2 separate regions of the Homo sapiens genome follow, and region 1 is linked to region 2. Evidence: chromatin loops called from intact Hi-C (ENCODE). Cell type or tissue: MCF 10A. All regions are shown on one strand. Each heading gives the region's core, and the rest is flanking DNA. Links, peaks and the distances in the headings are about the cores only.

What was found. Hi-C counts contacts between places; a loop is a spot of excess contacts. Peaks named below come from ENCODE experiments on the same cell type or tissue, not always from the same donor. Only the 100,000 strongest peaks of a DNase experiment are listed, where the experiment ranks them.
Region 1: a loop joins it to region 2, with 4 times the contacts of the local background. A loop is called at or near these places in 5 of 110 quality-filtered maps.

Annotation. Positions count from the first base shown.
Region 1 is chr14:51,486,337-51,490,736 of GRCh38, reverse strand. The region is part of intron 2 of FRMD6-AS2 (FRMD6 antisense RNA 2); the gene reads left to right. It also overlaps a transcript of FRMD6 not described here. Among named protein-coding and RNA genes, the nearest start is that of LINC02310, 91 kb to the right of the region's middle. In MCF 10A, for the core only: no CTCF peak of the experiment used is centred there; DNase peaks (open chromatin) are centred at 236 and 1,716.
Region 2 is chr14:51,544,870-51,549,269 of GRCh38, reverse strand. All of the region lies in intron 2 of FRMD6-AS2 (FRMD6 antisense RNA 2), which reads left to right. It also overlaps a transcript of FRMD6 not described here. Among named protein-coding and RNA genes, the nearest start is that of FRMD6-AS2, 53 kb to the left of the region's middle. In MCF 10A, for the core only: no CTCF peak of the experiment used is centred there; a DNase peak (open chromatin) is centred at 1,839.

The DNA.
Region 1 (4,400 bases), core at 128-4,127, 58 kb after region 2:
TCTGCTACGGTAACTGCACTAAAACTCTGCGGTTGTCTTTTTGTTGGCAACACGAATAAGAGGTAGGTAAAGGTTACTAAAGAAGAAATTTCGCATTTTATACACACACACACACACACAAAATACACACATATATCGTCCAGGACCTAGCACTGTGCCCCACACACTATACACACGTATACAGCCAGGACCCAGCACGGTGCCCAAAACACAGAAGGTGGTGATTAATGTTTCCAGAACAAGTGGTTACAGAGATGCATTTTTAAATGACCCAGCATTTGTCTGTAAGCCAATATATGAGAGTTTCTCCTCTCTCCCTCCCTCATATTCTGTCTCTCTCTCTCTGTCATAAATACACATGCAGAAACACAAGCACACACTCACAATGGCAAACAACAGATAGCCTCAATATTTGGTCATCTTAAAAGTAATGTGATGACACAGTTCATAAGTAGCTTCTCTGAGAACTGATTGCCTAGTTACTGACTCACAAACTTAGTCTGTTTTTTAAAAGTAGACCTAGAAATTCTCATAAAACTCCACTTTGTTCTTCTCCATATTCCCTTTATCACTTCCTTCTATCACACATGCATCATATTTTACTTTTACAACACTTGGGATCTGGTTATGACAAACTCTGTAACAGCTCATTGTATTCATTGTACAGTTTCTTGTCTAGTTTTGCTAAGTTATACCCCTCATAAAAGAAGTGCAGGAACCCCAAATATGTAAATGTCTCCTTTTCCAACCCAGAGGGTAAGCATGTAACTGATACTAATGTAACCGACACCTACTTAATGTTTCCCAGACTCTTAATAACTTCCTTTTTAAAAACTTATGATGGTGTCTTACAAGAAGTCATTGTTGGGCTCTTGAAACATTTAGAATAAAACGGTGCATCAAAGGGACCGGTCTTCTGGTCAGGTTATCATCTGTGTTTTTGAGAGTGTTCTTACCAAGGCAAGTGTGTGTCTAGAGTACAGGACACGTACATAAACACACACACTGTAAGCAAAAGTACAGAAAGCACAGGCACTGTCAAGTCATGAAGATGTGAGTTTCTTCCTAGCCCTGACAGCAGTGGCTGTTACATTGGACAACCCAAGGTACCCCCTTCCCTAAAGAATAAATCATGAGACAGATCAACTTCAGCAGCAGAACCAACTCCCTCAGCAGTTTGGGCTGGTTTGCAGACAAATCAAATTATTTAAACCCTTCGATGATTCTACTGTGCCCATTGTACAGGAATTTAACATTAAATTTGTCTTCAGATTATATTTCATAAAAAAGGGTAAGAACAAACATTTTTTTCCTACCTGCTGCTGGAGCCACCAGGAGCCAGGCTGCTGCTCTCAGAATGGGGCAGACTCCAGGCATTAATCTTCAGCTCCTGCCCCTGGAACCAGAATCGTCGAAACAAAATTTTCAGTTGCTGTGAGTAAGCAGGCTGTTTACTTCCAGCCACTTCTTTCCCATTCCCATGGCTTTTTGAGTGCCAGAGTGGGGTGCTCAAGGAAGAATGTTTGGAGAGAAAGGGATTGAGATTGGGGGAAAGGGCAGGAGAAAATAGTGTTAGTTCACCCAACACCCTTCCTTCAAGGAGGAAAGCCCTCTTTCTCCAGTTTTAATTTCTCATAGAAGATCTGCCACTGCATTACTCATATAATTGCTACATTGCCCCTTCACAAACAGCAGACATAACTTTTTGGGCGAGCCTCCAGATTTCTGATGCATGCCCGTACCTGTCTGCAGAGATATTGCTGTGCCTGGGAAAATTGGGAGGGCAACATACCCACCCAAAGGGAGGACCCAGTCTAGATTATTAATCAAGCTCTCGGGATAAAATATACCACAAAAAAAGCAGAGGCCGGTGTGAGCTTCTCCATCCATAGGGCATCCACCTCATTCATGGGATCACTGGTTAGGGATCGAACTTCGTTCAAATAGATCAGCAGCTACACTTTGTCAAGCTTTGACTTGTTTCCCCAAAGAGGAAAGGAGTAGCAAGGATTACTATCACAGAAAGAATGTGGCTTTCTTACTCCAGGCAGTCAATGTAGGAGAGTCAAAGATGAGAGATGTGCAATTAGAGTTCCTTTAAATTCAATATCATGAAATACAGTATTTAAGAAGACATTTCAAAGATAAGGCAAGCATTATAGAAGCTCCATGTTTGATTCATTCCTAGTTTCCAAGAAGGTGGTAGTACTACAGTAGAGAGGATGTAGAAATAGGGCAGAAGTTGTTAAGTCTTGCTCTGCTGTTGACTACCCATGTGACCTTGAATAAATCCCTTAAACTGATTTCCAAATAAGCAAAATGAAAGGATTGGGCTGGAAGACTGGCACAATAACAGAACACCATCTCTCAGTTTTACATCTATTCCATCTTGTTTTTGTATCAAAACTTTGATTTTCCTTTGGGGAATCACCCCTTCCTCTCAGCTGTCGTGGATGTTGTTGACACCACCCCCAGACTTCTTCAGAAGTGGGCCTGTGGCCAAGTCTAGCCAATCAAAATTACTGCGAAAATTTCAGAGACGGGCTCCTGCCAATGGGAGTCGTCCCTGGAATTTTTGCTGGGAAGGGAGGTTCTCATTCTGCTGTGGTTTCTAATCATAGAAGCAGAGCCTAGGGCTGCTGGTGGCCACCCTAGGGAAAGAGGAACTGCCTGAAGATAAAGCCACTGCAGAAGAAAGCAGATCTCGTTACTACATCGTTTGAACACTTCATTCAGCCATGACGAAAGCAAGCATTTCCCTCAGATTTCTTAAAAATGTCCTTTATCTCCTTAAGCCCATTTCAGTTAGATTTCTAATACTGGCACTAAAAAAATTCCAGCTAATATGAATTTCTTCCTACTTCCCTCTATACCTATCACCACTGCTTTTTAACATTCATTTCTACAGTATCAGTGGGGGGATTTCTAGGGCCAATAAATGAGTTTCCTTTTGCTTCACTCTTGGAAATGTGTTTCAAGGCTAAGCCTGCATAGCAGAGAGATGTCAAAGTAAGGCAAATTCTGGTGAAAGACTTTAAAAATCTTTCATCCTTTCTCTGAATATAGTTATTTGTAAAAAATATTTTTAAAAAATAATGCGCAAAGGTGAAATGTACAAAGCATAACTCCCCACCATTTGACCTTCCAACAATAACTATGGATAACATTTTAGTGGCTTGCTATTCAAAATGTGACCCATAGAACAGCAGCACTGACCTGGAGCTGGTTGGAAATGCAGGACCTCAGGCCTTAATCCAGTCTTGCATTTTCACAAGATCCCCCAAGTGATCTGTATGTAAATCAGAGTCTGAAAAGCACTGGCTTAATGTACAGCCATCTAGAGATTGTTTTCATATAGTCAGCAGCATTTTTTCCAGTACCTATAATTTGTTGATTTTGTATTTTACTGATTTTGTAAAGGAAATGTATATACAAATACAATAAACCAAAAATAATGTAATCAAAATTCTTTATAACAAGCAATTCATTTACAGGGACTGTAACTATAAGCCAGTTATAAAGCTGTGACAAACCCACACTAGACCTTAGGATACTATATACAGTAACAAACAATACTGGGACACTGTACACGCTAGAGCAGCAGGTCTTCAACTTGAGCATTCATTGGGACCACCTGGGGGTCATGTTCATGATTCCCAAACCCATACTGAGAGTTTCTGATGCAGTAGGTCTGGGGTGAGGCCTAAGCATTTGCATTTCCAACAAGTTCCCAGGTAATGCTCATGCTGCTGGTCCCAGAACAACATTTCTCCAGTACTTCAAAAACAAAAAAAAAAAAACGGTTTTATACCCTATATACTATCCTGAAACTTGCTTTTTTCACTGAATATTGTATCTAGGACATCTTTCCATGCCTAGCATATATAGCATTGCATCATTCTTTTTAAGGGCTGCAAGGTCAGAGATCGTTAGGGATATGACAACATAGGTTAAATGACAAAAGAGAGAATGACTGGCATCTTCCACATAAGGACAAGCATACCCACAACCAGAATTTCTCATCCACTTTCAACTTGAAATAGGCATCTTGTGATTGAGTCTATAGATCAGCAAAGCTCTGGACTGACCAGGAAAGAGATTAGCATTGTATCAGTGTCCACGAAGATACAAGTATGAAATTTGATTCCTTTGGGAACTATTCTGGTCTTTTATTTTTTCTATGTTTTCAGTGCCAGTTATGATAACAGGTATACAGTAAGAACTTCATAAATGCCTGCAAAGTCAATAAATGAAACCATCAATGCATTGAATGCACATAAAAACTCTACACAGGAATTCTTGATACAGAACTGCTGCACCATACTGCATACTGCTAATGCTTAATAGTTAGATAGCCCTCCTCAGTCCATCAGACTCCCACAAAGAAAGTGATCCAACTT
Region 2 (4,400 bases), core at 245-4,244:
TTTTCAGGGGTTTACCACGCTTTTCATCCACTCATTCATCCATCCATCCCTCCATCCATCTATCCATCCATTCACCTATCCATTCATCCACCTTAACATTTCATACACTGAGCTAGGTGCTGGGAATCCAAAGACCAGAGAGGCATGGCTGCTGCCCTCACAGCCTGGTCTCCCAGGGAACAGCATTGCACCTGCTTCTTTCTGGGACTTTCTGGCAATCATAACTGGAATATAAATGCCTTCTAGACAGAATGATAAGCTCTCTAAGTAAATCAAATATTCTAACCATGGATTACATCAATGGTTCTCAAATGTTGATAAGAATGCCAATCGCCTTGGTCCAGGTTAAAATGCAGATTCTGATTCAGGTCTGGAGTGGCCAAGATTTTCCATCTCTAATTAGCTCCCAGGTGATGCTGACGTTGCTGGTCCCAGGACCACACTTAGAAGGGCAAGGTTTTACAGTACATCAGTAAGTATGGACTTCTGAACACCAGAAAGAGTTATTCCTCTTAAATTCCAGGGTAAATATACCATCACTAAATTCACTCTTCTTTTTCTGCTTTAGAGAAACAGTTTCACAGAAGTGCTTCAGCCTTTAACTTATCTCCCCGTTTCCCCCACATTTCCCCTTCCAAAAAATTGAGAGTTTAGTCCAATTATTTTTCTATTTCACAGACTTTCTTCAATTTTCTTTCAAGAAAGACAAAATATTGCTTCAGAAATCCACGGAGAATTAAACATACTTCAGAACAAGAAGAAGGGATCCAGAGCTAATTACCCTAAGCCAGCCAGGTTGTGTTAGGAATCCATCATGATCATGTTTACTGCATGCTGCAGACCCGCAAAGCCACCTGCAATTAATTCTGATGGCTACAAGCCACAGGGTACCTAACAGCTTGTGGGCGATTAAGAATAAATCACTAAACTTTCATTTTAAAGGTCCCAGGAAGAAAGTGGGGACAAATGCCAGATATGTTTACATTACTCATAGAACTTAGCGAGAATGAACATTCTCATTTATTTTCTGGCAATGCCTCTTTTAAATTTTTCTATATTTTAGAAAATTATGCTGCCTGTCCTTTGGTGCCACAGTTGTTTAGCCTTAGTGATACTTCCACAAATAACGCAGATCCCTTTCCAAGATCCCACTAATGTCTGAGTATCATTTTTTCATAGGAGAAAATAAATTGGTAATTATTCCCACTGCTTGATGCGGGCACACATTGTATTTCTTAGTAAAAGCTGATTTCACATCCATCACCTCATTAACATTTCTGTATATTTCAAAATGAATGTTATATGATACTGTTTATAAACTCTGGGTTGGTACAGTTTCTAGTTCAATTACAAAAGACCCAAGATAGTTTTTTTTTTTTTTTTCAGGGCCACACAGGGTGCCAACATCCAATCTCAAGATCTTCGGGAAATATGCTCACCCTCCAAAATACTTACAGATGTGTCTCCTCTTTTTTGTAAAATAAATGCTCTTCTTATATTTGGTGTTTCCTTGGTATGGCCACAAGATTATTTAGTATGACATATTTAATGGTGAAGATAAAGGTGAGCATCACAATGTTTTAAACAAATCACATTTGGGTGGGATATTATAAGAAAGAAAGTTCCCAGGGGATAGAAAAATGGTTTCCTTAAATCACTCCATACTCAATAAGCGTCGTAGGGCTCTCAATATACATCACCAGACCAGGAGATGCATTTGGCTAAGGCATACCAGACTAGGATATGAATCACAGAACACTATTCCAAGACTATTACAGAATCCACATACAATATAAACCAGAAAAGGCTGCATTTTAACCTCTGTGACTCATGCATTACAGCCTGTGACTCCATGAGGAGGGTTAGGAATCAGGCTGACATCCAGCTCAGGCCAAACAAACTTACAGCCAAGAGAAACAGAAGCATCACCTTCCCAGCAGAGAGCAAGATGTACAGAGCTTGATACTTTACACTCGTTAGAATTATGTAACTTGTCAATGGTTGAGACTCTAGGGTAGAGGGTTTTGTGCTTTTTATTTTTTCTGGTATAAATATTTAAACTTCTCCATAACATTAGAGTTAGAACTTACTTTCCTGAAATGAAATTCTAAAACAAATTTGACAGCAAAACACTGTGGAATTTTTAAATGCCAACAGGTTTGTGTCCATTACAGAACACACAGAGTTTTGACCTCTCACTTTTCCTGGTGCTACTGCTTTCAAAATTTCTAAGGTCATTGTACCATGGGGCTCTAATTCTTGGTTAAGGAAGGCACCGAGATCATACCAGGAATATTCTCCTATTAGCTGAAACTTGAACTTTGCCTGGCAGGAGGTGTTATAAATTATTTTTTGGCTAGCATTTGCTTTTTAAAACACTCTTTTACCCGGGTTTCTCAAATTAGTTCCTGTAGTGATACTATCTCTATTTTTGCCTCTTTATGACTAGGGTCTTTAATGGCTTCAGAAGTGCCCTGGGCTGAAACTTGATCTGAGAAGGTTATTATCAGAACTGTGTTCCAAGAGAAAGCAGTGTGCTAGCTCTACATGTATACATGAGTTGCCATCAACATGAATTCAATTACAATGAAGATAATTTGGAGTAGACAATTGTATTTTGGTTGCATGACATCCATTTTATCTTAGTGTAATAACACCACAGGTTTTTTTTTTTTTTTTTTTTTTTGATGGGGAGGGGGAACAAATTACCTTTACCCTGTTAGATATACTCTTACAGTTTTTTTTTTTAAATAAATTACCTTTACCCCATTAGATATTCTCCCAAACTGGCATCAGATGTGTGGCCAAAGCCAGATCAATCAAAATAAACTTCAGGAATTTTACAGGAACTATTTAAAAAAAGAAAAAAAAAAGAGTTTCTCTTTCCTGAGAGACATGATTTTGGGAAGAGCATTCCACTTTAAAGGCAGAGTTTGGAGCTGCTGAGGCTGCCACGTGGAGACTGGAAATAGCAATAATCTAATAGAAGCCAGAGAAACCGAGCACTCATGGCCTAATGTGATCCTGCATCAAGGTGTGTTCAAACACAGACCTATCCTTTGATTTTTACCTTTGAGATTTACAAGAACCAATAATTCCCTTTTTGGCCTAAGATAATGTGTGTCAGGAATTCTATGATTTATCACTGAAATACAGACTTGTCATATTTTTCTACAATTGTTCAAAATTATTATTTTATCATTTTCTATTTATAATGGAATTTCGATGAGCTGTTTTAAGGAAGACAAAAATAGAGTGAATATTTTAAATTTAGATATAATCCCATTTTCATTTTTTTCAACTTTAATTCTTTCTCTCTCAGCAAATATTTTGTCAAGATCACAATGCTATAATAATAAGCACTACCATGGATTGATTAGGATTTCACTGCTTTTTTTTCCTATGCCCGAACATATTCCCTTGTATGCTGCTAGTAAAATTGTCAAATAGGGACAAAAGCAAACAAACATAGGACATAGATGATTTATCAATTTGATAAACAGTTGAGAGTTGGCTGCATTTATTTTCAATGGCAAATAATAATAACAATAATGGTAGCTAGCATTTACTGAATGCTTTGTCTATGGGGAGCTCTATGAAAAGCGCTTTACATAAACTAACTCATTTTATCCTTAAACTTACCCGGGAGGCAGTGGTGTGCTGGTAAAATGGCTCTGGGGGATGAGAGGGAAGCCAGATTGACAGTTGACTCATTTTTGTGGTGTAAATACTCCCACCCTGGCTGATTTCAAGCAACTGACAGTTTAAATACTAGTTTGCAAAATTCTTGCATATTTAACATCAGCTCTTTGGATCAGGTAAAATAGACTCCAGTCCACCACTGCAGGAAACTAAATCGGAAGACAGATCATGCAGCTTCCTTAACTCTAGCAGTTTGTAAACCCGTTTGTACTACTCCAGAGCACACCTCTGGAGTACAGAGTGGAGTGTCAACCTCTGTACTCCTTTCTAATCATGGGGCAGATTTTTGCTGTGTTTAAAAAGAGTGCTTCAATGTTCTGTATTTTATGGGTGAACAGCAAAAGTTGATATTAAATATGATGCTTGTATCATGTCTTCGGTTAACAGACACCAAGCTATTCTACTACAGAATGTTTTGAAGATAACTGTGTCTAGTGCATGTCTGGGCACGTTAACAAAAATTAAAGAATGATAAAAAGGATGGGGCATCAATTATGAGTGATCTCTTGGAATGTTTCAGCCCCAAACCCTTCCTAATTCATGTGTTGCCATGTTTCTTAATCTTACTATTAATACAACCCTTTCCAAATGGTTCGGGAAATTTATAGGTGGGTTTTGAGCCCATGGAAAATACTGAGTTGTAATTATGGATTTAAAATCCTTATACACGTGTGTGTAGTGTGTGTGTGTATAAATGC